Linked DNA regions of Mus musculus: regions 2 and 3 are each linked to region 1. The links are chromatin loops, found by intact Hi-C in ENCODE. Cell type or tissue: heart. All regions are shown on one strand. Each heading gives the region's core, and the rest is flanking DNA. Links, peaks and the distances in the headings are about the cores only. Region 1 holds the start of Banf1 (BAF nuclear assembly factor 1). Region 2 holds the start of Sf3b2 (splicing factor 3b, subunit 2). Region 3 holds the start of Drap1 (Dr1 associated protein 1 (negative cofactor 2 alpha)).

Region 1 (10,308 bases), core at 986-8,985:
CCAGGCTGCCTCTCCAGCTCATGCCGGCATCATGGTCACACACTGCCACACATAGCACTCCTGGGGACGTTATTTTTGGTTTTGCTTTTATCTTATAGTTCTGCAATGTCACCAGTACACACACAGAACAGGGGACAGAACACTTTTGTTCTTGTTCTCTGAGAGGAGAGACCTGGCACGCAGGACTTAACGCATGCTGGGTAACCGTTCTGTGAGTTAGCTACTTCAGAAACCCTGCTCAATTCAATACTTAGTGTCACCAATTTCCCCACCTCTAGGACCAGAAACTGTCACCTGCACTTACAAGCCCCTCCATCATCATTAACCTTCCTTCTCCAAAGATCTGTGGTGACTCACCTTGACTATTGACGTTCCTTTTTTAACCCTTTGGTGTCTGCTTTGGTGTCCACTGCATACAAGCAAGCATAGAGCAATGCTGTGCCCCCAAACCTGTCACTAATTCTTTGCAGAAAGCAGTTCTTTGGTGTCCTTTCTAACTTTACTATCTATCTAGGGATCCCTCAGCAAGGATTTACTTCTGAACATGGATGGAAGCAGATCACTGTGTGGGACTGCGATCCTGGCATCCAGGACCTTAAGGCAGAATTGCCGTGAACTTGAGGCTCACAGTGGATCCCAGGCTAGCCAGGCCCACACAGCAAGGCACAAGCATAAAAATACTAAGAGTAAAAAAAGGCAGTTTGTTTTGAGACAGGGTTTCTCTGTGTAGCTCTGGCTGTACTCATTCTGTAGACCACATTAGCCTTGAACTCAGAGATTTACCTGCCTCTGCCTGTACTGGGATCACATGATTTTGTGTCCATGGACCCAGGCTGAGATTGCTCTGAACTACTGGTCTGGTTCACTTTGCCTGCTGTGGCTCACACTTGGAACCACCAGTCTGTCCAGCAGCGTCTCACAGACTAGGCAGCTGTGAGCGGTTCTTAAAGTCCTGGTGTAGGTATTCAGTAGGTATTCAGTCTCTTACAGGCACAGTCCAAAGAATGGAATTGATGGCTCATGGGGTGTGTCAGTTTTGCAAAATAATACTCAGCTGTTTTCCCAGAGTGCTCATAGCAATTTACTCCCACCAACTGGGATCAGTTCCTGTTGCTCCTTTTGCTCAACACTTGATATTGTCTGACTTGAGGTTTTTGCCATTCTGGTAGGCATTAGGGGCATTTGTTTTTCTGATTTCTAATCAATGTGAACCCTTTCCATACGCTTTCTGTGTGTGTGTTTGTTTGTTTTGTCTTTGTTTTTTGTGGGTTTTTTTTTTTTTTTTTTTTTTGGTTTTTCAAGACAGGGTTTCCTCTGTGTAGCCCTGGCTGCCCTGGAACTCACTCTGTAGACCAGGCTGGTCTCGTACTCAGAGATCCGCCTGCCTCTGCCTCCCAAGTGCTGGGATTAAAGGCGTGCGCCACCACTGCCCGGCCTCCCTTGGGGCTGCCTTTCAGCTCCTCTACCACGTTCCCTATTCTGTTGTCCCCTTTGCTTTTTTCACTACTAGGGACTGAACCCATGGGCTCATGAGTGCTAGGCATCCTACCACACAGCTACATCCCCAGCCTGTGTCCCCGTGTGCATATGTATGTGTGTGGTGAGGAGTGGTTCCTTGCCTAATCATGTGGAGACCAGAGGAGGATGTGAGGCATCGTCCTTTAACGTTTTCCACTCCTCTTACTGAGAGGCTCTCACTGAGCCTGAAGCTGTTTCAGCTAGGCTAGCCGGAGAGAACTTCTTGGATTCTCTCTGCCCTGACACAATGGAGTGATGGAACTAAAGGCACAAGCAACCATGCCTGGTTTTAGGTGGGTGCTACGGATTTGAACTTGGGTCCTCTTGCCTTCACAGCAAGCGTTTAGTTCCTGAGCCATCCCTGCAGACCGTTTGCTTCAGGAGATGTACTCTCATGCACCCTAGACTGGCCTGGAACTTGCTTCGTAGCTAAGGATGACCTTGAACTTCAGGTCTGCATGCTCATATCTCCCGAATTAGTGAGTCCAGGGACCACCTCAAGCAATGTTCCAATTGGGCCAAGTCCCAGACACTTCCTAGACTGCAGCTCTGATATGAATTCTGGGTGGGGATTTTATTGATAAGAATATCTTTACCCACGCTGTGTTCATCTCATTACTCAGGTTTTAAATTAAGTTTCTAGTTTTTTTAGACACCATCTTTTCTTTTTTCCTTTCCTTTCTTTTCTTTTTTTGAGGTAGGGTTCTCTATGTAGCCTTAACTGCCCTGGAACTCTGTAGACCAGGCTGGTCTCAAACTCACAGAGATCCTCCTGCCTCTGCCTCCCAAGTGCTGGCATTAAAGGCATGCGCCCCCACGAGGCAGAACAGAGAGAGACCACCCTATTAATTAACCTTCCCTTTATCAAATGACCATGAGAATTGTCTCATCTCACACCCAGTCCCGTACTGCCATCCTTACCTTCCTGGAGAGTAAACATGCAGAAAAGCATTTCATTTGTATAATCAAGCCATTGTTCAATGATACTTTCTGTTGAAGGAATGACTATCAAGCAGGAACCATTGTTACACAGCACTGTACCTGCTCCCCACAACCCTCACCGTATGAAGCTCAAAAAGCATAGCATGGGTTACATGACACAGGAACACAGGCTCCCACACACTTTGAGCTCCAGTGGCTAGTTTCTTGAAAGTTCAAGGGCAAATTAGCTTTCTAAGCTCCAAATCTCTTACCATTCCAAAATAAAAAATGTAATAAGTGCTTACAAAGATACTAGTTTCAGGGTTGGCTCACAATATGAGCTTGAAAACAATAGAAGTAGGATTTGGCTTTCAAGTTTAACCATTTCCTTCCTTTTCTATGGTAGCTTGGCAAACAGCAAAAGTCCCACCCATTCATTCTTGCCAGACGCTAAGAGCACATGCTATGATGACTGGCAGGTGACCTCTTACCCACATCCCATCCACCCGCTTCCTGGTACCTTTGACTCCCACTGACTTTCCACCAGGTGCTGCCTAGACTGACTGCTGACATCTGGAAGCCTTCAGCCTACCTGGCTCCCAGGAGAAAAAAGCCAACCCACACTCTCTCCCACAATGTTTAGGAATTGGGACACCCAGGGCACCTGCCCAGAGCCCACATGGCTAGGGTGGCTCCCTCTTGGGAGGGGAAATAGAAGGCACCAGTTTCGGTCTGCACTGATAACGAATGAAGTAGACGTGTTCAGCCCTGGGAATACACAACTCCCCAGCCTATCTGCTCTCTGACACAGAACACCAAGTATGAAGGCCACTGATTTTATTAATTTAAAAATCTTTTATAAGGACAGTGACTGTTTTTGCCAAAAAAAGGAAAGGAGCCAAAGGGCATCCAACAGATAGTGAGGGAGAAGGGGGCCAGGAATCCATTCAGGAAAGTTGGTAACTGCTGCCACGGAACTGCAGGGGGAGGTGGAAGGGAAAGGCATGCAAGGGAAACGATCCCAGAAAGATTGAAACGCTGAGGGGAGAGAACTCCCCATAGACCCTGGAGTACATAGGAGGTGAGGGTGACAACAGCCATCTTTTCCTTTATGGAGGACAGGGAGGAGCCCTGCCCTGCTGCAGACTCTGGAAACTGTGCTGTGGCTGGGGTATGAGGGATCCCCAGAGAACACTACAAGAAGGCATCACACCATTCTCGAAGGCACCCAAAGCAGTCCCGGGACTGCTTGGCATTGGCACCACATGTATCCTTCAGCCATTCTCGGAAGAGGTCTTCATCTTTCTTTAGCACCAGAAACTGGCCAAGGACCACATAAGCCTGCAGAATAGAAAAGGGCATGTGGCTAAGTGTCTCATGGGCTAAAGCAACAGGACTGTCCACGCTGATACCACTCCGAAGAGGCCAGATCTCTGAAGCTAGGGAGGGTTAGGTGGTAAATACTTCAGAGGGCAAGGCCATTTTTATTTTGATTAAGACAGGGTTTGTTGCCAGGCAGTGGTGGCGCACGACTTTAATCCCAGCACTTGGGAGGCAGAGACAGGCGGATTTCTGAGTTCGAGGCCAGCCTGGTCTACAGAGTGAGTTCCAGGACAGCCAGGGCTACACAGAGAAACCCTGTCTCGAAAAAAAAAAAAAAAGAAAGACAGGGTTTGTTCCTTTGTTGTCAGGGCTGGCATTAAATCCCACGGGAATCCTCTTAGCTCAACTTCCCAAGTGTTAGGGTCATAAGCACAATCCACTATGCCTAGTTTCATTTTCGTGATATTTAAAACACACAAAAGGGCAGGGGACAGTGAGCCACACCTTTAATCCTAGCACTGAGAAGCCCTGTCTCAACAAAACACAAAAATGAAGGAGGCACCATGCCTCCCCAGGTACCCCCCAAACATGTGTGGGCCTCACTCCCAATCTGCGTGGTACCACCTGTTGCCAACCTTCGCTCCTACCCCTCCCTGGCATTTGCAGCCCCCCCACACCTTGTCAAAGCCCCTTTCCTCCAGCCTCTTGCTCAGGACGTCACCAATCCCGGCCAGGCTCCCCACTGGCTTTTCCCCCATGGGCTCTGCCACGAAGTCTCGGTGCTTTTGGGAGGTTGTCATCGTGATCAGGCTTAACCTGGGAATCCCCCCCGCCAAAAAAAAAAAAAAAAAAAAAAGAAAAGTAGGTTAGGGCTGAAGACCACAAGTCCCAAGGGCAATATCCTACCACAGCTACTGTGGCTGCTCCCTTGAGTCCCCCCAACCCATCCCCGGCTATTCGGAAATTTCCACTTTCCGTGGGTCCTGGTTTTGGGTATATTGGATATATCAGCTTGCACTAGCTGGTGGCGCACCTAAGGCAACAGAGCGACTCCCAGACTCAGTAGTCAAGGTCCGCCCTGAAGCCCTCACAGCCCGCGACCCTGGCTACACAGACACTGACCCCGTTGGGAACTAACACGTGGTAGGAACAGCACGCGGCTCTCGCCAGCCTCGCCGCCCTCACTCGGGCTGCCGGCCTCTTCCACGCCTCTCAGGTCCCGCAGGCCCCGCCCTGAGGCCCCGCCCCGCTCCGAGCGCCCCGCCCCCTCCACGCGCCGCCACCCGGACACACCGCGCATCGCCCCTCCCGCAGACTCGGGCTGCCCCGCTGCAAAGGCGCGCCTCCGCGATGGATTCCCCTCCCTCCCGCCTCTGCGCGCCGCCACCGCACGCCAGCCGGAGCACCACTCCGCTTCTCACGCTCACCGGAGGCTCCGGCTCTGGTAACGGCTCCTCGCGCCACTCGGCCGCTCCCGCCCAGACCTCAAGCTACGAGACGGTTCCTCGACTTCCGCTTCCGGGTCGTTTTATGCGCGACCTTCAAAACTAATCCCCAAACTGGGCAGGTCTAGCTACCCGGAGCCATAGAGTTGACGCGCAATCGCCAGCCGCGGCGCCCACGGGGGTCGCTGTTTTCCGGTTCCTCTCAAGAAGCCATCCGGCTTTCGATGGCTTTTGTTTCTCCAGCGGCCCTTCCGGTCTGTGGGATCGAGACCTCCGAGGAGAATGCGTTTTCCTGCCCCGCACTCGGAACTTAGGCTTGCCTCACTTGATGGAGGGAAGAGTTAAAGGGACGGACGAAGAGGGGGCGGGAAATCCGGAGGACCTCTGAGCGCCCCGGAATCGCAATTCCCGGCGCGGTTTCCTCAGGTCTGTCACCTCAGACCGGCAGACGGGAGGGAGGAACAACGGAGGATTGGGGCCGAGCGTCCAGACCGGCGTTACCGTCGGGGCCACCTGCAGGTCACAGTTGTTTGCTCTTTGGTCCCTCGCTGTCGAGGCGCGTCGTGGACGAGCTACTGTCGCCGTCAACCTGGAAAGCGGAGCGTGCTGGTGTGGCGCCGAGCGGGTGAGTTCCGTGGGCAGCTCTCGTGCTGGGCGCCGCGTCGGTCGCTCCGTGCCTGGGATGTGTCGGGAGGCCGTCGTTGTGTGGCTCTCCTGCCTTGGGTGTTGAAGCCTGTGGCGGAACGCAGCTCACCTTAGATTTCGCTCAGAGAGCTTGGCGGGATGACCGATCGGCCTGGGAGGGGGAGGCGTCGCCGTCCTAACAGGACTGAGACGTAGGACTCAGGGCTTGCCCTGTGCTGGGTAGTTTCCGTGATCTCGCCGATTTACTTAGTTTTTCTTTGTTATTGAGAGGGCCGGCCCCGTGCTCCGTGGGTTGGGATTAGTGTTGAGATCGAAGGCTTGAGCCACCCTGACGTCTCAGCTGACACTATAAAACCTGTGTTTCCTGGTTTGGTTTGTTTTTTTTTTAAAGATGTCCCCCATGGGTGGTGTTGTGAGTGCCCTCGGAAGCCAGAAGAGGGCGGTGGATGCCCTTGAATTGGAGTTAAAGGTGGTTGTGAACCATCTGATGTGGGTGCTGGCTCATAGGACATCTCCCTGGCCCTTGAAGGTCCTGCTTGTTTGTTTTTGGTTTACGGTCTCCCTATGTAGACTAGGTTGGCCCAGGACTCAACAAATTTCTGCCTACCTCTCCCTCCCAAGTGCTAAGAATAAAGATATACACCAGCACCTGGCTAAGTCTGTGATTTGTCTTTCAATGATTTCATTCATGTTTTATGTGTATTAGTGTTTTTACCTGCATGTGTGTCTCAAAAGAGGGCGTTGAATCCCCTGTGGCTGGAAACCATACCTGGTTCTCTGCCAGAGCAGCAAGTCCTGCTGTCCCCTAAAGTGCATGTTTTTAACAGGGCGAGGTGGCACTTTTTCGTATAAGGCTGCTTCTCTTGAAAGCAGTCCTGGCTTCTAAGGCTGGCATCCAAATAATTCTGGAAGAAGAACTGACAGTCTGTGCACCCTAACAACCCTGGACAGAAACCAGCATGTCTCAGGCCAGCAAGAGGAAGCATGTGGTGCAGGAGGTGCTGGGGGAGCACATGGTGCCTTCTGACCACCAGCAAATAGTGAAAGTGAGTGCCGCCTGTCTCGGGCTTCCCGTCCTCCTCCCAATGCTCCCATTGCACCGCTGGGTGTGGAAAGGGAAGGCTCAGTGCAGGTCGGAGCATGCTTGATTTAACTGATGAAGTGGCTAGTTCTCGCTTTTTCCTGGACCAGGTCCTCAGGACTCCTGGGAACAATCTGCATGAGGTGGAAACAGCACAGGGGCAGCGCTTCCTGGTGAGCATGCCCTCCAAATACCGCAAGAACATCTGGATCAAGAGAGGTTAGAAGCATCCCTTCACAGTACGGAACCATGGCCTTGACTTCCTTCTCCATAACAGGAGTGGCTTTATCCTTTATCATCTACAGGGGATTTCCTCATTGTTGACCCTATTGAAGAAGGAGAAAAAGTGAAGGCTGAGATCTCTTTTGTGCTCTGCAAGAACCATGTCCGCTCTCTACAGAAGGAGGGTCACTGGTAGGATGGTCTTCCTCAGCCACCCTCTGGCTTCTGGGGAGAGATTATCCTAGCTAGGGAGGGGGAGGGGAAGGAGAAAGTTACGCCGTCCCAGGAGGAACATTTGGAAACAGCTGTTTCACTGAGAGGGTTCTCTCTGCTCTCTAACCTGGCTCTTCTCTTGTCACAGGCCTGAGGCCTTCTCTGAGGTAGCTGAGAAACAGAACAATATGAACAGGTAAGGAGCAAGCCCCCAGCCCAGGGAAGACAAGAAATGCAAGTTCACACCTTGGTGCCTCAAGGAGAAAAGGGAGCCTGCTTTTCTTGTTTAGAGAACTGCGGCACATATAATAGAATGGGTGGTTATGAGTGTGGCAGGAAGGTCACATGTTAAAATGCTGGCTTGGCTACTTAATAAGCAAGTGACTTTAGATGCATTTTTTAGTATCGTAAGAAGGTTCTTAATTGGATGTGATTGGACATGCCCGCAGTTCTAGATCAGGAGTTTGAGACCAGCATGGTCTACTCATAATAGGTTCAAAGCCAACCTAGGGTACAGGAAACCTTTTCTCAAAAACAAACAAGAGTTCATCTAAGACAGAGTTATACAGAGAGTAAGATTGCTTGGTGCAGCAGTCCTCACCTGTGGGTCGAGACCCCTTTGAAGGTCACGTGTCAGATACTTAAATTATTATTCATAAAAGTAGCAAAATTACAGTTATAAAGGAGCAATGGAATAATTTTATGGTTGGGGTCACCACGTGAAGAGCTGTTAAAGGGTCACAGCATTAGGAAGCTGTCGGTACATCAGCTGTTAGGAAATGTGAGCATGCTAGGTGTCAGTGTGCTAGTAGGGTTGCTTCCTCACTGAACCCGATGAAGGGCTGCCTGGAGGCAATCCTGAGTCTGTTTCTTTGACTGGATTTCCCTATTTGCTGTTTCTCTAGAAAAAGCCTCTCCCAGAATTTTTTTTTTTTTGGCTTCTGTTTGTTCTTGAGTCAGGATCTCATGTGGCCTAGACTGTCCTCAGACTCAACCATCTTCTGCTTTAGCCATCTAAATACTAGGCATGTGCCACTACATAAGGGTTTGGGGCTCTTGGATTTTCAGAAACCTGTCAGATTCTGATTGTATAGTTGATGGTCCTGGTTTTGGGGCTCTAAATGAATAGATCTGGTTTCCCCGGAAGATGTCACCTATTCTTTCCTCCTGTTCCCACAGAGAGAGTCAACCAGAACTCCCTGCTGAGCCACAGCTGTCAGGAGAAGGGTCAAGTTCTGAAGATGATTCTGACCTCTTTGTCAACACCAATCACAGACAGTATCATGAGAGTGAGGAGGAGAGTGAAGAAGACGAGGAGGAGGAGGAGGAGGCAGCCTGAGCCCCAGGACCCACTTCTCTATTTGCTCAGGGACTACCCCTTGGCTTTTCTGGGCTTGGACATCCCCAGGGTGCCCTGCAGATCTTTTCCTTTGGATGAGGACAAAGATGGCCCCTTTCTGAACTGACCTAAAAGAATTAAACCCCTGGTGGGTGATGACTTACACTGGTGTCTGAGTGGCTCTCTGTGGAGGGAAGCTCATGGTGAAGTCTCTTCGGTGGTGGAAGCCTTGGTCACGTATGAGGAGAATGGAAAGGAAATGGTTTGGCCTAACTCTGCTGCATGTGTCTGGTTCACAGTACCTCTCTGTACACTTTATGCCTCGCTCTACACTGTGCCTTACTGGGTCTTCTTCATACCTGCTTTCGTTTAGTCGTGATTCCAATAGTTAAGCTTGTTGCCTAGGACCTAGTACTCACTTGCCTCTTAAGCACAGCTGAGGACAAACCTCTTGGTGCCTTGTTGTCCCTTATTGCAACAGTGCATACTACCTGCTGCCATACAAACAACACCCATGCACCCTGTCTCTCTTCACCTTAGGCACCTGTCATTTCCAGAATGTGTCTGTGGTCAGGATAACCTCCTTACCGTCTCATGTTTTTTTAATTTTTCCAATTTCCTCAGGGTATAAATTTCCTGTAATCTTGAGATGGTCTGTAACGTAGGTTTGCTTGGGAATCACTGTATAGCCTAGGCTGACCAACTCAATGGCTGTCCTGCCCACAGGCATGAACCTGTGGGGCTCCTAACCTTTTATTAGAGGCTATTGCAACGCCCTTACCCCTTGTACCTCAGCATCAAAAGGCTGATCGTGGCAACTCAGACCTCTGCTCATGACTGCCTCCATTCATTTACTCACTCTCATTGCCTTAGTTCACAGATCCTTCAGTAGCCCAGGTACTCACTAAACTTCGAGCTTCTGTGAACTGTGTCTGTCCTCGCTTGTTGGAAGGCTTTTGCTTCTGGCTATACACTGCTAGCATTAACCCAGCCCCTGCTGAATACCATTGAAATTGACCTCTCAGCTCAGTATTGCCCCTGCTGGTCATTTGCTCCATCCCACAGTGGAACTCTTCAACCCTGTTGCCCACTCCTAATGTGTGTGTGTGTGTGTGTGTGTGTGTGTGTGTGTGTGTGTTTTCCGTGTGCACTTGTACTAATGGAACTTCTACTTTGGAGCCTTTCTGAGGGATTTTGTTTTTCTGTTGTGGGTAGTTGGTTGAGTGTGGAGGCATGTATTAGCTTCATATGCTATATAGAATCTCTTATTTTTGAACAAATCTTATGATCATACCCTCTCTGGCTTTCATTTATGTCCGTCATGTTTGCTTTTTGTGATAGTAAATGTATACTTGGGTATACACATGTATAAAATACAGATGTATATACATGGAAAAATAAACTAGATGGGTTAAAGATGAACCTATCTTTAACTTCTCTGAATTTTTTTTATGAAGAGTTTTTTTTTTTTGTTTTTGTTTTTCGAGACAGGGTTTTTCTGTTCTTTTTTGTTTTTGTTTAGTACTGAGCCTTGAGCACTTGGCATGGTAGACTGGTGTTCTTTTGGTTTGGTTTGGTTTTTTGAGACAGGGTTTCTCTGT
Region 2 (10,308 bases), core at 758-8,757, 71 kb before region 1:
GAGGCCTTCGAAGCCAGAACATAGTGCTGGATTTTCTCTGGCTGCAGTTACACTGTGAGCCATCTAATATGGGTACTGGGAACCAAACGTGTGTCTTCTTGGAGAGCAGTTAAGTGTTCCTAACTACTGAGCCATCTCTCTAGGCTCTGGGTCTTTTCAAAACATTTTTTCAAGACAAGGTTTCTCTATGTAATAGCCCTGGCTGTCCTGGAACTTGCTTTGTAGGCCAGGCTGGTCTTGAACTCACAGAGATCCTTCTGCCTCCCAAGTTCTGGGACTAAAGGTGTTCATCACCTTGCCCAGCTTGCTTTTAGTCTTTCTAAGATAGGTTTTCAAGCCAGGAGATGGTGGTGTGTGCCTTTAATTCGAGAACTCAGCAGGCAGAGGCAGGTAGATTACTGAGTTCAAGGGCAGCCTGGCCACAGAGTAAGTTCCAGAACAGCCAGGGCTACAGAGAAACCCTGTCTTGAAAAACAAAAACAGGGCTCGAGAGATGGCTCAGCGGTTAAGAGCACTGACTGTTCTTCCAGAGGTCCTGAGTTCAAATTCCAGCAACCACATAATGGCTTACAACCATCTGTAATGAGATCTGATGCCCTCTTCTGCTGTGTCTGAAGACAGCTAAAGTATACTCACATAAATCAATCTTTAAAAAAAGAAAAAACAGAAAAAACAAAAGCAAACAACAATTAAGAAAAGGTTTAAGTGGCCCAGACATCTTTGAATTTACTATAAATTCTAGGACCACCTTTTCCCTTCTGCCGCTGCTTTGGCAGCAGAATTACAGGCACGTGCCACCACACAGAGATAAAGGAAACGTTTTAAGAACAACTTCTTTGCTCTGCCCTTCCACTCCAGGGTCTTACCGCGAGGCCCCAGAGGAGTACGGACACCCAGCTGCCCCATATCCTGAGGCGGCCGAGGGACTGCAGTGCCCATCTTGGCGATCTCCTGCTGCCGTTCCTGCTCCATTAACACAGCTGCCTACAAGAAAGAAGTGCGGACTCAGCTTGGAAAAGAATTTGGCGCATAGCCCTGACAAATGGGTTCCTTCGAAGGAGAATAACAGGGACACTGAGGTGGTCATCTTCCCCACACCTGTTTGCATGTTAACTAGAAACTTATCATGATGGAAAGTTCCTAAAAACAAATATGAAAAAGCCTAGGAAGTTTCTGGTTTCTGGAAGAGATTTCTACTTTTCAATGAGTTTTAATACACAAAAATGAAACCATTAGAAAGAACCATGAGACATTTTCTTAGAGCTTCCTCTATGTTTCCAGCACTTCCTCTATGTTTCCAGCACTTCCTCTGTTTCCAGCACTTCCTCTATGTTTCCAGCACTTCCTCTATGTTTCCAGCACTTCCTCTATGTTTCCATGTTGTGTTTGATGTTCCCTTTCCTTTCCTTTCCTTTCCTTTCCTTTCCTTTCCCCTTTCCCTTTCCCTTTCCTTTCCCTTTCCCTTTTCCCCTTTTCTCCCTTTTTTTCCCTTTTTCCCTTTTTTCCCCTTTTTTCCCTTTTTTTCCCCTTTCCCCTTTCCTTTCTTTTGGTTGTGTCAGACAGGGTTTCTCTGTGTAGTCCTGGCTGTCCTAGAACTTGCTCTGTAGAACAGGCTGGCCTTGAAATTACAGAGATCTGCCTGCCTCTGCCTCCCAAGTGCTGGGATGAAAGGCGTGCGCCACCACCAGCCAGCGGCTAATGCTTACTTTCTAATATTCTTGAGTCACCCACTGGGTAAAGCTGATGCGGGGAAGGACACCCCTACAGCATTCCTCAATCTGTACCATCATAGTTTAAATTCAACTCAAATGGTATGCCAGCATTCTCCACAAGCCACCTAAATAACACACATAAAACTAGCCGCAAAGGGCTGGAGAGATGGCTCAGCAGGTAAGAGCACTGACTGCTCTTCCAGAGGTCCTGAGTTCAATTCCCAGCAACCACATGGTGGCTCATGGCTATCCTTAATGGGATCTGATGCCCTCTTCTTCACATAAAATAAATGAACACATCTTTAAAACAAAACAAAACAAAACAAAACAAACAAAAAAAAAAAACTAGCAGCAAAGTATTTTCTATAATGGATAAAGAGTAAAATTACATGTGTTACTATCATAGGAATTCTACAATATACTTGGTTTAAAATGTTTGGTTTTCTTTCTTTTTTAATGACAACCCTCCAAAGTTTGAAAAAAAAATCATTTTTAGTTTATAGGCCATCCACAAGCAGGGCACACATAGTGTGCTAACTCCTGGACTACAGAAAAGATGGAAGCACTAGAACCTATTTGGTTATCAGGTAGCCTCCAAGGCAAATTTGAATGAAGCATCTTGGTTTGGACATTAAATAATGTTAAATGGCATCCTCTGGATAGAGCAAGATGTCAAGTCAGAGAGAAAAACATCACCGTCTTCCAGTACCCCAAGAGTTCATGTTGCTTCAGTGAATCTCACACTAGCAGCAATAGGGCCCAGGCCAATCTGCCAAAATACTGGCTTCCTGGGAGTCTAACTATACCTACGTTCTAGTCTTCAACCAAGACCTTCCTAAAAGGCTTGGCCTCAGGGTCTAGCTTTCTCAGGCTCCATTTCCCCGTCAGGGACCTAATGTGTCCCAGGTACAGGTTTCCACCTGTCCTACCTGCTTGGCACGCTCCTCTTGCTGCATCAGCAAAGCTGCCTGCTGCTGTGCCAGCTTCAGCCGTTCTTCTTCTGACAGCGCCACAGGCTCACCCACTCGAAGAGGTGGTGGGGGCCCCAGATTTGGTGGGTGAGCCATAGGAAAGCCAAGGCCAAGGCCTGGTGGAGGTGGTGGAGGTGGTGGAGGAGGCTGTAGAGGGGGAAGTCCCATAGGTGGTGGTGGCATAGGAATCCCAGACAGCTATGGGGAAAAAAATACAGCTATGAATTAGAAAGCATTTATTCAATTTATAAGCATTTGCTAGAGACCTAGCAAAAGAGCCAGATACTAGAATTTGAAGTCTAATGACGTAGGATTCAAGAAAATACACCATAAAAGAATCAAAAGATGCTAACTTTAGCACACTGATCAAAGCTATTAGCTTCTCTGAAAAAATATGAGGAACATTCATATTACATTTTGCATTCAATTTAAGGAGGTACAAGGACACCTCTAAAATCCATACAGGAACTTCACAAAACACACATACACAAACACACCAATAAACTCCAGGTCAAAGCCACAACTTTAGAGGAAGAGAAACAAATACTAGAATCAGAAAGGACTTAAAGAAATAGGAACTAGGGCTGGATAGATGGCCAAGCAGTTAAGAGCTGCTCTTCTATAATATCAGGGCTCAATTCCCAGCACCCCGATGGAAGCTCACAGTTCTGTAACTCCAGCCCCAGAATGACCCAACGCCCTTCAATGGCCTCCTAAAACACTGCATGCACGTGACGCACAGGTAGAAACTTGGACAAAATACAAATTCAGACAAAACACTTATATACATAAAAATAAGTTAAAAAAAAAGTAATAACCAACATTCCAAGGCATAGGATATCTACGTTGTACTAGATGCAGGGAGTATATTATTCAAGTCAGGGCATTATCCTTTACCGTTTCAATAACTTTGGGAGCTATACCTGGCAGGAGAAAGCATGACCACTTCCAGCTGAGAAAGGATCAAGGAACATTTCCAGATATTCTAGTGGAATCTTGAGTGATAAGTCAAATTTGGAGGAGTAGACATTGGGGATTAAAACAGTAGCAGCACTAAATCAGAAGTGAAGAGGTCACAATTTTGTCTCCTTAGACCTCACCCTTAACTTACGGTCCCATCTGCTAGCTCAACACATGGCTATCCTGAGCAGAAAAGATCCTCGAAGCAATCTCTTACCTGTGCTGACATAGGAGGAGGAGCCGCTTTGTCCCCATCTTCTCCTCTCAAAACTGGTCGATTCAGGACAATGCCCGTCTACAAGAAAAAAGAGAGCTCTAGGTCAGACTACAAGGACGTATTCCATTACATAACCTCCTCTTCCATTTATTTACTTAACAAAATGTACCCAGTGCCCACTTGACAGAGACTGGGGCTGGAACCTGAGAAAAGCAACAGGAGTAGAAGTAATTACAATAAAGCAAAACCAAGAACTGACAAAATGGTCAAGAGCCGGCTTGCTGCGTTGAAGTACACAAAAAAGACCTAGCCCGGTGTGCTGGAGCACTCGGAAGGCAAACGCATTAGGATCTCTTAAGTTTGAGGCCAGCCAGGGCTACACTGAGAAACCCTATCGCGAAAGAACAAACAAAAAAAGTATATGAAACGAAGATCCAGCCGCGGAGTGGTGGCGCACGCCTTTAATCCCAGCATTTGGGAGAGGCAGGCGAATTTCTGAGTTCCAGGCCAGCCTGGTCTACAGAGTGAGTCCAGGACAGCCAGGGCTATACAGAGAAACCCTGTCTCAAAAAAAAAAAAAAAAACCAAAAAAAAAAAAAAAAAGAAAAGAAAAAGAAAAAAGAAAGAAGAGAAGAGAAGAGAAGAGAAGAGAAGAGAAGAGAAGAGAAACGAAGATCCATCCGTGAGTAGTCTTAAAGGCCTCCAGGAAAAGTGAGACCTAGCCTGCACTGACAACACTCACCTGACGGGTGTAGGTCTGCAGCCGCTCTACTAACTCCTCGCGACTCCCTATAGGACGAAGCACAGAATCAGGGGGTCAGCATCACCTCGAGCAGGCCAATTTGGCGAGGTCAGGTCCCACAGGCCTGTCTCCGCCCCCCGCCCCGTGGGTCTCCTGGGTAACCAAGCTCCACTTCGCCACAAGCCCACGCAGGGCCCCTCTCGACCGCCTCTGCGCCTCACCCTGGATCGGCGCTCCTATCTCTGCCAATCTGGCCTGAAGCTCCTGCGCAGCCCAGGCTCCATAGTGGCCTGGAGGTGGAGGCGGTGGCAACTGCAACTCTCCTTTGGGAGGTTCGGGATGCTCCGCCGCCATCTTAGCCACAAGAAGGCGCGAGACCAACACGGAAGCTCGGGTCAGCCGCCGGGCCTACTTCCAGAAACTTCCGGTTGCGTAATCCACGTCCCGCGGTGATTGGAGAGAACTTGGTCCAAACACACGCCCTTTCCCTTACCGGGGAATAGGAATCGCCGCCAACGGAGGTTGCAGAGCCTTCTGGGAGTTGTAGTTTGCGGATGCGCCATCTAGAGGACGAACGCTCGCTATGACATCCGGTATGCAGCAGTAGTAATACATCCGCTGCCTGGCTGCAAGAGCTTACTCTACCCAGAGCAGATGCATTCTTCTTCTCTCCTGGCCAAACACATACTAAGTCTTCTGTCCCGACACCCTTCAATGATGAGAGACCTGGGTGCTTATTTCTCCTAGGAGCTCATAGAGATTCCTTTCCGGCGCCCGAATGGGAGGTTGGTGCCGATGGCTCTGATAAAACAGTGTTTGTCTGCTCACTCCCGCCCAGGCGTGCTTGAATGGGCTGAAAGGGGATCGGAGCCGGTGGAGGAACGGACCGCCAAGCTGAGTTCCAGCTGCTGACCTGGGGGAAGGGCACTGCTAAAATAAAATCCCCTTTTGCACCTTCGAAAAAGTCTTAAATAAATGTATTCTCTGTCAAATGCTTCCTTCCCCCTTTCGAGGAATGTTCATTAATACATTTTCCACCTTTCAGGTGTTTTATTATATGTATATGTACCGCTTGCATGCCTGGTATCTGTAGAAGCCAGAAGTGTCAGATCTGGAACTGGAGTTACACTTTTGTGAATCGAACCCAGGTCCTCTGCAAAAGCAACAGTGCTCTTAACACCAATTCTCAAGCCCCAAGGTTTTTGTTGTTTAAGACAAATGTGTCCATATGTGGCCCAGGCTACCCTAGAACTTCTGATCCTTTGCAGGCTACAGATATATACTATCACACCCGATTTCATGGAGTGGAAGATCAAGAGTCATGTAGTTCAGACTGTCTTGGGACAAAATCGAGCCCAAGCCAACCTCTAGCTCTTGGCAATCCTCCTGCCTCTGCTTCTTGAAAACTGGGCTTACTGCTGCCAGCTAATCCATTGTCTTTGTTTCATTTTTAAGTCTTTCCTGTCCTTTATTCCCACCTCCATTCCCCCAAACAGGATCTGGAACTTGATCTTCTTCTATCTTGAAGTATTTAGCATCCAGGAGGCAGCTAATAAATGAGTTGGGAGGTGGGGGTATCTAACCTGGGGACTTTATATTCTTGTAGGAAAAACAAAAAAACCTCAGGACCTTTCTTGGGGCAAGACACCATGACCCTTGCCTGCCCAACATCCACCAATTTATTTTATCTCCTTCCCTCTCCTAGTTCTGCCGCTCTCAATGACAGCCTGTTTGGTTTGTGTGTGATGAATAAAGGAGAGGAACACAAATGGTCTCATTTCCCACCCACGCGCTTCAGATCTTTTCCTAGCCACCTCCGTTTCACCAGCTGTCCTCAAGGGAGGAGTAATTGGAAAGGAGGGGTGAGCAGGATGCAGGAAAGGTGGGGTCTGAGACAGACAGATAGAGTACAGCTGGTAAAAGCGGTTCTTGTTCCCTTCACCTATACCCAAATGGTGACTCTTCCCCATTGGGTTCTCATCACTACCCTACACTGGGATTGCAGACGGAACCAAAGCCGGAAAGGACAGAACTAAAGAATGAGCGGCGGTGGCTTTTCCTTGTGCTTGCCAGCTTACTCAGACAACCATTTTTAACCCAAAGGAAGTCTCTGCTCCCTGTAATCAGAGAGCCCCGGACAGGTCACCTGAGGCTGGAGGCCCCAGTATGCTCAGGCAGGACTCCAGAGGAGTCCAGGGGGAGGAAGAGGAGGAGGAGAAGGGCAGGGTCTCTAAGGCAAGATAAAAGAGCAGATGGGTCGGTAATATAACTAGGGCCAGAAAAGGACATACCAAACAGGATGATTTTTTTTTTTCATGATTGCCCTGGGATGCAGATAGGATACCAAACTCTGCAAAGAGAAAGACTGAAAGAAAACAGAAGCTGACATGCCCGTGTGCCCCTGCCTCTGAAGTCAGGATCCTTACATAATGCCCACTTATTGGCTGTGTGAGACCAGAAGGGACCAGTGCAGCCCTGTTAAAGTACCAGAGTTGGGTGGTTAACCTACCTGAAGATCCTTTCCTTGCCCAGAATAAAGGAGACAACATCCATGCCATCCCTAGAATCAACTGTGGTCTCATGGCATCTAATGTGGCTGTAGGGGGTGCCACTATTAGACACCCACCAGGAGCTCTTTCAATTAGAGCTGCTACAAGGAAACAGGTGCCCATTTCAGTGCTGAGAAGTGGCAGGACTCTTGACTCCTGTTGCCTCTTGACTCCAAGATGGAATAAAAGCAGAAACCAGAAATGAACTGGAGTTTCTGACTCCGAGTGCAAGGTGCCTTGGCAGAGACCCCAGATCAACAGCAGCTCTGGTCAGAACTGAGAACGCTGGAGTCCTGACCAGGCCTGGGTAAACTTCTAGGTTCTGCCTCAGGAGAGCTGGAGGGCAAACTGGAAGGGAAGGGGCCAGACAGGCGAGTAGAGGTGGGAAGTACGGGGGAAGAGAGAGAGGGAATATAGGAGACTCCTTGTGCACCTGAACCTCTAAGCCAACCACAAGAAGCGCCAGTGACCGACAGGACCCAGCCATGCCTCGGTTTTCGCTTCTGATGGACAATGGTGTTGAGCTCTTTCTACAAGATTGCAAGGGAAAGATACCTGTATCTAAAGATGCCAATACCAACAGGAGAACGCTCACCAGCAGCAGGCAAGCTACGCAGTCCCCCTCCTCTTGCTGCTTTTTCTTTTCCCCCTCCTCTGAGCCGCCAGGCCCCCGCCCCCGCCCCGCCCCCGGTGTGAGATGGGGGACGGGCGGCGGGTATAGCTGAGCTGAGCTGAGCTGAGCGGACAGACTCAGACGCTGCCACCTGATCCCATCCAGGCGCAGCAAAGCAAGCTATCGGCATTCTGCGTTCAGAGCCCCCGTTGCCCTAAGACCCGGCAGATTTCAGGACAAGGGGCACAGGGGGAGCGGAGGGTAGCCCTGACCCAAGTCGGAGACAGAGCCTGCCTGCGTGAGTACTGCAGTAGCCAGCCCGGGGCTGGAGGGAACAAGGGTGCACTGCAAAGAGGATGGGGGCCTGGGCAGTTGCAGAAGAGTATCTTCGGGGCCTTGTGCCAAGAGAGCTTGAGGGGGTGGCTCCGGACCCTCAGGAAGCTGGCAAGGGGTTGAATCTGGCCAATTGCTTATAGTGACCAGATCTCTGGATGAAATTGTGGGAATGTGGGGCGCGGTGGGGGTGGGAGTGGGTAGTAATGGAGAAAGGAGAATGAAGAGAATTAAGAGGCAGGGATGAAAGCGTGTAGGGGGTGGGATGACAGAGAGAGGAGACTCGGGAAACCTTGTGCAGGGAGCAGAAGGGATGGAAAGATATTCGATCTCCTAGGCTCTATTGTGCTTCCCACCCTCTCTGCCCTTTTCTGTTTGGGGACTTGCGTGACCTGAGATATGCCATGCCCCAAGACAGCTTAAGTCTCCACATCACTGAGAGGACAAGTCTCAGTGGTCAGGCCCGGGATCCACTCCTCCAAGAGCATCAGTATCAGTCCCGTAGCTCTGAGGGGAGAGTGAGAAAGATATCTTTTGGGATTAGGGTGGACATCTGGGTTAGCTTTCAAATCTCTGGCTGGCAATTCCATTTCTTCTTTGGTTCCCTGGAGAAAAGAAAGCAATTTACAAAACTGGGCAGCAGCCTGAGGTAGATTATTCTGACTAAAATTAGCACTGCTATTCTGATAAGGCTGGCACCCTGACCTGCTGGGTATGGTGAGGAGACCTCTTTCCAAAGAAAAGAATATGTGAAGCCTCTGTAGGCGGCACGCACACCAGCAGCGTGGGCACACCAGCAGCGTGGCCACCCATTTGCTTCAGCCTCAAGACCAGAGGGAAACTCAGCCCAGGGAACTCCTCCAGGCCCCCACTGCTAAGTCCTTCTATACAACAGGCATGGCCTGACCCAGGGAATGCAGGCCTACCTACTCTAGTAGCCAAATGTTACTCTCTATCTGGACCTGGGATGGTTTCTCTGGTTGGATGCCCACATATAGGACACAGAATTCTTGCTTTCAAATACCTGAATCTGTCATGAAGAAAAAAATCTGCCCTGTGCTCTGAAGAGTGACATAGCTACAACACAGAATAAGAAGCCAGGGCAAGAGCCGGGCAATGGTGGAGCATGCTTTTAATCCCAGCACTTGGGAGGTGGATTTCTGAGTTCAAGGCCAGCTTGGTCCTCAGAGTGAGTTCCAGGACAGCCAGGGCTATACAGAGAAACCTTGTCTCAAAAAAAAAAAAAAAAAAAAAAAAAAAAAAAAAGGAAAGGAAAGTGAAAAGAAAAAAGAAAAAGAAATAAGGGCAAGCTAAACCCAGGAATGGTCACAAAGTAGGGTGACTGGTCCTCACAGTCCCAGAATGGTCCCTGGAAGGAACTGTAGGCAAGAATGAACTAGGTTATATTGGGAGGGAATAAGCCAGAAGCCAAAATCCCTGGTGTTCCCAGCCTGGAAACTGGTACCTAGGGAATCCCCTTGCAGACCTTAGCAATCTTGTTGGCTCCCCAGTTCCAAGCCTTGGAGGCAATGGATAAAGCTGTTTGTAGAATAGATGGGATATCGAGACAGCAACCTCATTCTCTGAGGCTAGGAAAAGATCCACTGTAGCTCCCCTTACACTTGGCCTCCATGGCTGGGTCAGATTCCTCTAAGATACAGCGTAGTTTAAGCAAGTTTAAGAGGTAGAAAAAGACTTGTCCTCTAATTGTCTCTTGGAAAACCATCTGGTCACCAAGTTCTCCAAACAGGACTTGTGATAGAAACTTTGTGTCCTAAAAGGGCCAAGCCCTTGACTTCCTCCTGCTGGAGACCAATGTTCTATCTCAGAAATCCCCAAATTGGAAAGGACCTAGGCTGCCTCCCTGTGCCCTTGATTGCCTTCGGAGGCCAGGCCCTTTGCTCTCTGTGTTCCAAAATGATTATGTCTCACTGGCTGGTGGAAGAAACCAGATGTGACCTGGAGATAAGGGGAGTTGTAAACAAGACATCTTTCCACCTAAACAGGTTTAGATGTAATCTGGTATTAATAGGGAAGGGGGCACAAAAAAAGAGAAACTGGAAGCCACGCCTAGAGCCACAGAGTTACCTCACCCCTCCTGGGACCAGGTGTCCTGGTTCCTTACCCGTGCATATTCTCCTAAGGTTGCAAACCCTCCTCCCTTCAGAGGTAACAGTGTGAAGGCTAATGCTGAGTCTGAACCTGTACATA
Region 3 (10,308 bases), core at 1,302-9,301, 58 kb after region 1:
CTTGTCCCGGCCAGGCATGGTGGCACACACCTTTAATCCCAGCACTTGGGAGGCAGAGGCAGGCAGATTTCTGAGTTCGAGGCCAGCCTGGTCTACAGAGTGAGTTCCAGGACAGCCAGGGTTACACAGAGAAACCCTGTCTCGGAAAAACAAAAACAAAAAAAGGACCTTGTCCCAAAAGAGGAAAGTTTAATTCCAACAGAGGGAGGCCAGCTGGTCTACAAATCTAGTTGCAGGACAATCAGCATTACATAATAAGACTGTTTCAAAACAAAGGCCCCCAGGGGCTCTCAACTTTACTGTTCTAAAGATGTCAGAGTCAATCCTGAGGATGGTGGGGCCATGAGGACCATGAGGGCCAAAGCCCTAAAAGTGTTAAAGATCAAATAAAGTCCATTATGACTTATATTCATATATATGAATATGAACCTTAGGTGAGCAAGAGACAAACTCTGTATCTGAGCATTTGAGTGTTTTGAGGTTTTTGTTGTTTGTTTTTGTTTTGTTTGTTTTACACAGGGTTTCCCTATGTAGCCCTGGGTGTCCTGTAACTCACTGTGTAGACCAGGCTGGCCTGGAACTCAGAGAAATCTGCCTGTCTCTGCCTCCCCAAGTGCTGAGAGTAAAGATGTGTGCTGGGGTTTTATTAGATCGAGTTTGCCACATACAGGTATAACTAGTGTACACACAGCTAACACAGATGATAAGGAGCGCCACATTACAGGTGAGAAATAAGGCAGAGAAGTTACAGAACTGGTCCAAGGCTAACGAGTGCAGGTGATGTGAGCCAAGGGTCCGGAGAGGCCGCAGTTCTAGACCTTAAGTGAGCTGACGGCCCAGGTCAGAGGGGCACGCCAGCTGCCGGCAGGCACCACCTTATCTGAGCTTCCTCAGGCCTTCTGCCTAGAAGCAGCAAGGGTTTTCCCAGCACCTCAGGCTTCCTTGCCTTCCTATCATCCTATGAACCCTGAGTTCAGAACTGATCTTCTGTTCTCGGGAGACAGCTATACTATGCTGTCCCGGTCAACCTTAAACTTGAGATCCTCCTGCCTCTATTGGGATTATAGGTGCCACTACACTTGGCTCCAGAACCCACATATTTTTTAACATTTTAATTTTATGTGTCTGTTTACCTGCATGTATGTATGACCATGTATGTTTATGCATGTATGCTTATACACATGTTTATGCATGTATGTTTTACGTGTCTGTTTACCTGCATGCATGACCATGTATGTTTTATGTGTGTTTACCTGCATGCATGTATGACCATGTATGTTTTATGTGTCTGTTTACCTGCATGCATGTATGTTTATGCATGTATGTTTGTGCATGTATGTTTTATGTGTCTGTTTACCTGCATGCATGTATGGCCATGTATGTTACCTGCATGCATGTATGACCATGTATATGCACTGCCAGAGGACATTAGGTCTCCTGGAACTGAAGCTACAGATGATTGAGCCACCGTGTGGGTACTGAGACGAAACCAGGGTCCTCTACAAGAGCATCCAGTGCTCTTAACTGATGAACCATCTCTCCAGGCCCAGAATCCACTACTTGGGTGGACATCAGTGATGGGCTCTTAAACATCTCTTCCTCCTCTAACTCCAATCCTCAGCCTGTTTAGCATGGCCTTTGCTATGGTGTCCCATGTGTTTGCCTTCCCTGGGTCTGTCCCCATCTGTTGCTAAAACCTACTGCTCCTAGGAACCACACCCTACTCAGTTCCGGTGCCACCCAGAGTTCTTTTCGGTAAACGTGGCACGGAGAGAGAGGAAGTCTCCTGGCTAAGGTGACCAGGAAACACCGGCACACCAGGGGCCTGATGGGTTCCAATGTCCTTAGGTTTCAGCCCCGGCACTGGTTTCTTTCTCAACCTTTAGAGTGGGTAACAAGTTTCCAGTGGCCCAGCTCAAGTGTGCTGAGGGTCCCCAACCTTACAGCAGTCAGCATAGCCAGAGTGTGGCACTAACTGACCAAGCTGCATCATGTCTGCTCCTCAGTCCTAGAAGTGGGGTCAGCTGCCCACATGTGACTCATGTTGGGAGTCACAGGAGCACTGTAGTGAAATTGGGAGTAGAAGGCAGGCAGATAGCATCCTTGAAGGAGGTCTGTCTCCAGCACCCAGCCATTCTTAAATCGTATCTCAAGTCTTCCCACTGTTCTCACCACTGCCCTAACCTACCTTCTTCCCTCCCATAGCCCAGGACTTTACCTCCTGCTTCACAGTGCAGTCTGCATTAAACTACTAGCTCTTCAATGCTCCCTCCCTCCTCACACTGAGGCTGGCCACAGACCCAACCTTCATCTACCTGCTCTGCTATCTCCTTCTGCCCCTTTCCCCATTCTTCTCTGGAAACCTAAGTTTCTGCCATTTATAAGTCTCTCTGTCTCTCTCTCTCTGTGCGTCTCTCTCTTTCTCTCTCTCTCTCTTTTTTCAGTGCCAGGGCTCTAACCCAGGACTTTGTAAGCACTAGGTAAGTGTTCTATCTGTAATCCTACACCAAACTTTTTTGCCGTCCTAAAAAGCAGGGGGCTAGAGACATGGCTCAGCAGTTAAGAGTACTTCCTACTCTTCCAAAAGACCAAGATTCAGACTCTCAGGACCCAAAGGTGGCTGTCAACCATCTCTACAGAACTCTGGTTCTAGAGGATTCAGTGTTCTCCTCTGTTCACACCAGGCACACGTGCAGTGCACAATGCAGGCAAAACACCCACACACATGAGAAAATTTTTAAAAGAAAAAAAAACAAACATGGCGTGCATTCTTTTAGTCCTGTCTTAGCCCCAGCAGAACCACAGCTCCCCACTCTCTCAATAACTAACTGCTGAAGCAGGGGTTCAGAGGCTCTCCTCTTTGGGGAGACTTCTTTTGGGGGTACTTTGACAGCTGTCCTCTCCCTTCCCCCATCTGGACCATCTGGATAGCTCAGGGTCTGGCAGCTCGTGTTTGCTGACTTGCCCTTCAAGTCCATACACCTGTCTCTAGGTCTCAACTGTCAACAAGATCTGCACTTTCTTCAGTGTCCTCAAGAGCACCCAAAATTCATCACAGCCCAACTTGGGATCTTCAAGCTGAATCTTGTCTTTTTCTCCTGTGTCCCTCAGCTGGAAAAGGGTCCCACCCCTGCCAAAGAGCGGCAGAAAACGAGAAACGGCGCTTCCTGATATTCTCCCTGGCCCTTGTATCCTGTCTTCAAGCCTAAGGCCAAACAGCTCTGGGTCTCCCCAGACTGTCGCCACCCCCGTCTCACCCTCATACCTAGCACATCCCCAAAGGGTCTCTGAGCGCCTCCATCAGGAAGAAGTCAGCGAGCTTGGCAACAGATGACTTAGATGACTCTGGGTCTTACAGACGTCGGGAACCCCACATGGCCTCTGCCTCCTGCCCCACTCAGCACCGCTGCTCCCTGAAGATGTACCGCTTGCCTTTGGCACACAAGCTGCCCAGGCTGCTCATATTCACAGTAGGCAGACTGCTTGGCGCTGCAGAGCACTGTAGTTTTCAAGGCCCAGTCTCAGTCCTGACTCCATCTGTCCCTCCTCAGCAGGCCAGGGAGGGGAAGAAGGCTGCTCAAGGTCCCGCACGATGAGAGCTCATCCCTTGGTGCTTCCAGTCTCTAAACCACACCCCTTTCTTCGGTGCCCCTTCACCAGACTCCTGTCAGACTCCCCGTTTTTGCTCAATCACTGGCTGCCCCCACACCATCCCTGCTGCCCCTCATGTGGGGAAGTAGGTGGGTGGGCAATAAGAATACAGCCACAAAGCCACAGGATGAAAAGAAACCAAAATCCTTTTTTTTTTTTTTTTTTAATAAATTTAAGAACAATCCCACCTTTCTCCTCTCCCCAAAGCAATTAATACTAACTAGAAGAGAGCATGGCTGGGGTACAGGGGCACAGGGCGCTAGGAGTCATAATCCTCTTCATCCTCTGCATCGGCTGCTGAGGGGCCGGGGGGTGCTGGTGGCAAAGGCAGGGGAGATGTGAAGGGTATGAAGGGAGTTGGAGGGCTGCGACAAAATGGAGAAAATCAGGCTTGCCACTATGCTGTGCCCAGCCCACAGGCCCCACCCCCTCCTCCAGAGGCAGAGGCAGATGTGGTCGTCCCCCCAGGAGGGAAGGTGCCAGAGAGGACCACTCTTTAGACTGTCTCCCTGACTACCGTGGAGACAAGACCTTCTCAGAACAATGTCTTGTGTCTAATGTCCCCTCCCATTCCCTAAGTCAGCCGCCACCATCAAGTGGCCAGGGAAGCAAACCTAACTGGCTATGGGGAGTTTGGCGTGCCCCTTTCTGGTGCTCCTGGGGTGCTCACCTCTGAAAGTGGGCAGGAGGGTGACTGGCTTGGGGTGGAAGCTGTGGTGTCTCTTCTTCCCCATCAGTATCTGTATCCTCAGACTCATCCTGAGAGCACGGAAGGGGTCAGGGTTAATGAGAGGGCCCGGGCCCATCTCTGGGGAGCCCAGACCCTGGGAGAGGAATGGAGATGGAGGAACAAGAGGCAGCAGACAAGGCTGAGGCCATCACCCATCAGCCTCACTCACCTCCTGCTCAGAGTCTGTCCCGGACAGCTTCTTGTCTTTGCCTTTGCTTCCCGTGCCTCCGTTCTTCCTGCCGCTGCTGCCCGGTTTCCGGCCCCTTCGGGAAGGTACAGTCCATCTGCACGAGGACTCTCTCCTCCTGGTTCATCCCCCAGCCACCCCCAACCTTGTGGCCTTGGCCTTCCCCACCTGTATACCGGGTCTTGGCTACCCACCTTCGAGGACCCTTGTCCCCATCCACGTGGTTGTCCTCCCCATCCCCCTGCATGTCAGGCACTGATGCCACCAAGTCTTTCAAGAAGTCAAACTGCTGCTCGAGTTCAATGCACTGCTTCCTAAAGAAGTGGGAAAGGAAGGGGTTCAAATGGGGCCCCCAAAACACTTAGGGAAGGATACAAACAACTTCTTCGTGTCAGTACAGTGGAACGTTAAAAACACCCCTACTTCCACCAGGCCTCCTGGGAGGGCCGGTGGCTCGGATCTGGTTGTATTCCCTGCACCTGAAACACCTAATCTCTCCTGCATCAGTCCAAATCCACAAAGCTGGCCTCCCTGGGCCTTGCACCACTCCCCCTGTCGGAACTCTGCCTCCTCAAAAGCCCCTCCCAGCTCGGCGGCCACTCACAGGTGGGACGTGGTCATGGTTTTGGCATTTCGAGACTGGGTCACCTGGCAAGCCTTCTTCAACAGGGACTCCAGGAAGAGCTCAAGGGCCCGGGCTGAAGACGTCAAGGAGAATCCAAAAAGGGGAGTGCCGCAGTCCCGCCCCACGCCCCTCAGCCCAACCGGCCCCTAGTAGGATACAGATGATGACAGGCACAGCTGCCGCCACCTTCCCAATCTCTTCGTCCGTCTGCATGATCTTTTTGATCCGCGCCTGCCGAAAGGAAGAGGACAGAGCTCGTCTCTTGCGTCCCTAACACGGGGGACAGAGGGAACCGGGGGTATCCCGGGAGAAGGAGAAGAGGGCGGGGGGCGCTAAGTCAGGAGGGCATGGAAGGGGCGGGGCGTCAGGCCGTGAACACCTAAAGGCACCCGCCCCCCCCACCAGCAGGACCTGGGCCCAAGCCTCCCGGGAGCCCTGCCTGCCGGGGCCCATCCGGGCCACGTGCTCACCGGCGGAAACCGCGCGTTATACTTCTTCTTCTTGCTTGGCATCTCGGGGCCTCTCGTTGCGCCGGGCCCAGCGCCGCCGCCCGCAGCCTCCCGGCCCCGGGCCTGTCCGCCGCCGGCCCGCCGCGGTCCCCCCCCCCACCCTCCCCGGGTCCTGGTGCCGTTTACTCCGCCTACACCACTTCCCGCAGGGTCCTAGTGCCGCCCGTAGACAAGCAGCTCCCCAAACTCGAGCGCTGGGCTTCGGATCCTCTGGGGCGGTGCGCGTCCTTCCCCGGGCTCGCCCGCCACGCCCACCCGCCCCCCAAGCTAAAGTACGAACGTTAGCTCCGCCTCCCGAAGACCTGCACCTCCCGGGATTCTCGCGCCGGCTCCGCCCCTGGACGCTGCCCGCCCCTTCCCCTGGAGCCCCCGCCCCTAGCCTTCTGGTTCCGCCTCTGGCCCCGCCCCGTGACTGTGTTTGTCTATAAAGTTGTTGTTGAGGTGGCGGGACCCTAAGATGGCGGCGGCGGCGGCGGCCGTGGCAGGGGCGGGGCGCGGCGGGGGTGGCGGCGGCGGCGGCGGCGGCGCAGCAGATCCCGGGCAGGAACGGAGCCGGGCCCGAAGTTGGGTTGGCGCGGAACGGAGTGAAGGCCGGAGGTGACTGCGGGGTGGCGAGAGGGACGGCAACCCTTAAGCTGTGGGCACTAATGGCGGCGGATGTGGTAGGGCTGGAGCCTGGTCCTCGCGCAGGCCTGGTCCTATCTGGTTCGAGTCTGGATGGTACCCATTGACCCCCTGATGGGCCGCTGCCCTCTCTGGGGCTCAGAGCCTCGGTGTTTCACGGTGCCCCCAATCGTTCACCGGGGGAGGCCTGGCCCTCTACAGCCATCCTCTGAGGTTGGCGACCCTGCGTTTTGCCTACGTCCATTATATTGCAGCGCCGCGCTACCTTGCAGGACTCTAGTCCGGTGGTGTAGCCGAGCCCCGTGCCAGTTCACACTTAAGCTCTGGCGCTCTTTACGGGCATGACCTTGGGCAAGCCCCTTTTCTTAAGAGTTTCAATTTCCTTGTTTGTAAGCAGTGAAAGTAGTACTAACTATAGCTACTCCACCTCAGGCGTCTTATTCTGGAGACAAATCTAGACAGGATCAGTTGTTACCCATTGTGAAGATGAAGCAACTGAGGCACAGACATTATGTCTTGCCCAGGGCCACAGTTTACTGCAGTGCCTGGCACCCTCCAGGACCCAGCACTTTTTATTTACTGTCTCAAACCTCTGACTCAGTTCCCTCACAACAGGATGGAACCAAATGAGGAGCTGGAAGAGGAAGACTCTCCAGGTGGCCGGGAGGATGGCTTCACTGCTGAGCACCTGGCTGCAGAGGCCATGGCAGCCGATATGGACCCCTGGCTGGTATTTGATGCCCGTACCACACCTGCCACAGAGCTGGATGCCTGGTTGGCCAAGTACCCACCATCTCAAGTTACTCGCTATGGGGACCCAGGTTCACCCAACTCTGAACCTGTGGGCTGGATTGCAGCCTATGGGCAGGGTTACACCCCCAACTCAGGGGATGTACAAGGGCTGCAGGCGGCCTGGGAGGCTCTGCAGACCAGTGGGCGACCCATCACACCAGGTACCCTGCGCCAGCTGGCCATCACCCACCATGTGCTCTCCGGCAAGTGGCTGATTCACCTGTCACCTGGCTTCAAGCTGGACCACGCCTGGGCTGGCATTGCCCGGGCTGTAGTTGAGGGCCGTCTCCAGGTGGCCAAGGTGAGCCCACGGGCCAAAGAGGGTGGGCGCCAGGTCATCTGTGTTTACACGGACGACTTCACGGACCGCTTGGGTGTGCTGGAAGCAGATTCTGCCATTCGTGCTGCAGGCATTAAGTGCTTGCTCACTTACAAACCTGATGTCTACACCTACCTGGGCATCTACCGAGCCAACCGCTGGCACCTTTGCCCCACTCTCTATGAGAGCCGTTTCCAGCTTGGAGGCAATACCCGTGGCTCTCGAGTGCTGGACCGTGCCAACAATGTAGAACTGACCTAATGGGGCCGAGCAGGAGAGACCACCTTTTGCTTGGATCCTTCCTTCTTCTCTTCCTTGTCCCAAGAAGGCTGAGCTCCTTAGCCCTGAGGACTCATTGGCGTGGGAACTGCCTGCACTCAGTCCCTTTGCACTTCTGCTCTCTTTGTGCAGGGCCAACTCCCACCCTCACAGGTTGGGGGCTCTGGCTCTTGGAGGGCGGGGCCCTCGGCGGCCCTCTTTGATGCTGCTCCCCACCACTGCCCAGGACCACAGCTTGGGTGCAGAGACTCGAGGAAGTCTGTCCTGGCCACCTCTGTCCCCACTATACTTAGCCTGCATTCTTCCTTTTCTTTCCTCCCTCAGAAGGGAGAAAACTTAGTGCTTCCAGCCCCTGCCCTTGGCGCCATCATAGTCCAGGTGGCCGGGCCCTTCCAGGACTAAGCATGCTATTGGGACCTGTACATGTTCTGGCCAAGAGGAGACGCAGGGTCATGGACATGGGGTCTGCTCCTCCCTGCAAACTCATAGCCTGCATCACCACCACCCCTTCCCTGGCTACCTTGACATGTGCCTGCTCCTGACATTTCAATAAAACCCAGCTCGGGTCTGTGTCTTGAGTGTTTTTTACAAACACTGTCCTGATGGTTATCTGTGTTGGCTCTCGAGGAAAGATGGGGCCGGAAGAGACAGCTCCAGCCTGAGTGGGCCGCCTTCTCCTCCTCCCTCAGTGGTGAAAGTAGTGTGCTGCTGTGCGGAGGCCAGGCACCATCGCTGAGAACCTCTTCAGAGCTGTTCCCCTCTGTAACCATGGATCAAAATCAGTTTTTTAAGTCTTTCCAGAAAGGCCCAAGGCCTTTTTTGGTATATTCTTTTGGTCCCAAGGTATATTTGTTTTACATTTTATTTTATTAAGAAAGAGTCTCTCTCCCAGCACTTGGGAGGCAGAGGCAGGCGGGTTTCTGAGTTCGAGGCCAGCCTGGTCTACAAAGTGAGTTCCAGGACAGCCAGGGCTACACAGAGAAACCCTGTCTCGAAAAGACAAAAAAAAAAAAAAAAAAAAAAAAAAAAGTCTCTCGATGTAGCCTTGACTGGCCTAGAACTTACTATGTACCTTAGGTTGGCCAGTAACTCTGGGAAATGCATTTGTGTTTGCCTCCCAAAGTTCTGGATTTAAAATCCTGCACCACCATCTCCAGCTTTTAGGTTTTTAAAAATTTCTGTTCATAGTGGTACATGCCTTCCATCCCAGCACTTGGGATGCAGTGGCTGTTGGATCTTTGTAAGTTCAAGGTTAGCCTGTTTAACAAGGTGAGTTTCAGGGCAGCCAGAGCTACCTACATAAAAGTGAGACCCTGTCTCAAAAACATTCATAGCCTTTGGTCTCAGTACTTGTGAGACAGTTGGATCTCTGAGTTCTAGGTTAGTCTGGACTATACAGTGAGATCCTGTCTCAAAAGAGAGATGGGGTTGGGGCAAGGAGGCTGATGATATGGTTCAGCAGTTAAGAGCATTAATTATTCTTCCAGAGGACCTTTAGTTTGGTTCCCAGAATTCACATGGTGGTGATTAGTAACAGCCTGTGACTCCAGTTCCAGGGGATAAAATGACCTCTTCTGGCCTCTGTAAGAACTGCACACATGCTGCTCTGACATGCATACAGGCAAAACTCCCATACATGGAAAAAAATCTTTACAAAGTATTGAAAACAATAAAATATAAAATGACTTTTCAGGGGGCGGGTACCGAGTCTGCTTGCCTCACATGTTTGGAGAAGTGGGTTTCCCTCATATGGCTCCCAAGGATCCGGCTCAGGTCAGGCAAACACCTTTGTCATCTGAGCCATCTCAGTTGCTCAGGCTTTTTTGTCTTGTTTTATCTTTTGAGACGGTTTCTCTCTGTAGCCCTGCTGTCTTGGAACTGTAGACCAGGCCAGCCTGGAACTCAAGAGATTTGCCTGCTTGTCTTTTCATGTTTTCATTATATGGCTCTTGCTGACCTGGAACTTGCAATGTAGACCATCTGCCTCACATGTGTTCATCTTTTTTTTTTTTTTAAAGATTTATTTATTATATGTAATTACACTGTAGCTGTCTTCAGACACTCCAGAAGAGGGCATAGGATCTCATTACAGATGGTTGTGAGCTACCAAGTGGTTGCTGGGATTTGAACTCAGAACCTTCAGAAGAGCAGTTGGTGCTCTTACCCGCTGAGCCATCTCTCCAGTCCTGTGTTCATCTTGACTTTATGATCCTCTGCTAACACCCCCTGAGTGTTAGGATTACATGTGTGCACCATCACACCCAAATTTATGTAGTTCTGTCCAGGTTTATACAGTGGCCAAGATTAAATCCAGGGTTTAGTGTCTGCTATGCATTCTGTCAGTGTAGCTATATCCACAGGCCCTCTGCTCCCATAATTTTGCCTTTTTGAAACAGGGCTTTGTTATGTAGCACAATTTGAGTTCTGATCTTTCTGCCACAGCTTCTTGAGTGCTGGGATTGCAGGTCTGAACCACCAAGTGTGTTCCGCAGGATTTAGATAAAGGGACTCCCTCTGTCCTTGCAGTTCCAGGCAGGGCATGCAGATTTCTAAGAAGAGATGGGCTGGATTTCAGCACCTGGGCTGGAACAG

What was found. Peaks named below come from ENCODE experiments on the same cell type or tissue, not always from the same donor. Only the 100,000 strongest peaks of a DNase experiment are listed, where the experiment ranks them.
Region 2: a loop joins it to region 1, with 3 times the contacts of the local background. A loop is called at or near these places in 4 of 42 quality-filtered maps.
Region 3: a loop joins it to region 1, with 4 times the contacts of the local background. A loop is called at or near these places in 8 of 42 quality-filtered maps.

Annotation. Positions count from the first base shown.
Region 1 is chr19:5,361,379-5,371,686 of GRCm38, forward strand. It overlaps Banf1 (BAF nuclear assembly factor 1), which reads right to left and starts at 5,498. Exons shown (of 3, transcript NM_011793.3): 1 at 5,190-5,498; 2 at 4,440-4,578; 3 at 3,255-3,780. The coding sequence starts at 4,562. The coding sequence ends at 3,634. Eif1ad (eukaryotic translation initiation factor 1A domain containing) reads left to right here and starts at 5,435. Exons shown (of 6, transcript NM_027236.2): 1 at 5,435-5,832; 2 at 6,680-6,898; 3 at 7,044-7,152; 4 at 7,239-7,347; 5 at 7,517-7,564; 6 at 8,548-10,133. The coding sequence starts at 6,812. The coding sequence ends at 8,707. In heart, for the core only: CTCF peaks have their summits at 5,087 and 6,296 (motif pointing right); DNase peaks (open chromatin) are centred at 4,411 and 5,293; H3K4me3 peaks cover 3,025 bases; H3K27ac peaks cover 2,218 bases.
Region 2 is chr19:5,290,439-5,300,746 of GRCm38, forward strand. It overlaps Sf3b2 (splicing factor 3b, subunit 2), which reads right to left and starts at 5,017. Exons shown (of 21, transcript NM_030109.2): 1 at 4,824-5,017; 2 at 4,603-4,649; 3 at 3,861-3,938; 4 at 2,642-2,881; 5 at 867-984. The coding sequence starts at 4,956. Gal3st3 (galactose-3-O-sulfotransferase 3) reads left to right here and starts at 7,893. Exons shown (of 3, transcript NM_001024717.2): 1 at 7,893-8,062. In heart, for the core only: a CTCF peak has its summit at 5,166 (motif pointing left); a DNase peak (open chromatin) is centred at 5,063; H3K4me3 peaks cover 4,065 bases; H3K27ac peaks cover 3,687 bases.
Region 3 is chr19:5,419,010-5,429,317 of GRCm38, forward strand. It overlaps Drap1 (Dr1 associated protein 1 (negative cofactor 2 alpha)), which reads right to left and starts at 5,970. Exons shown (of 7, transcript NM_024176.2): 1 at 5,664-5,970; 2 at 5,352-5,424; 3 at 5,173-5,266; 4 at 4,763-4,882; 5 at 4,551-4,644; 6 at 4,322-4,410; 7 at 3,795-4,016. The coding sequence starts at 5,705. The coding sequence ends at 3,911. AI837181 (expressed sequence AI837181) reads left to right here and starts at 6,135. Exons shown (of 2, transcript NM_134149.2): 1 at 6,135-6,299; 2 at 6,942-8,308. The coding sequence starts at 6,160. The coding sequence ends at 7,698. It overlaps 4930481A15Rik (RIKEN cDNA 4930481A15 gene), which reads left to right. Exons shown (of 4, transcript NR_027938.2): 4 at 3,112-3,838. In heart, for the core only: a CTCF peak has its summit at 9,295 (motif pointing left); DNase peaks (open chromatin) are centred at 5,222, 5,442, 5,992, 7,132 and 7 weaker places; H3K4me3 peaks cover 3,694 bases; H3K27ac peaks cover 2,751 bases.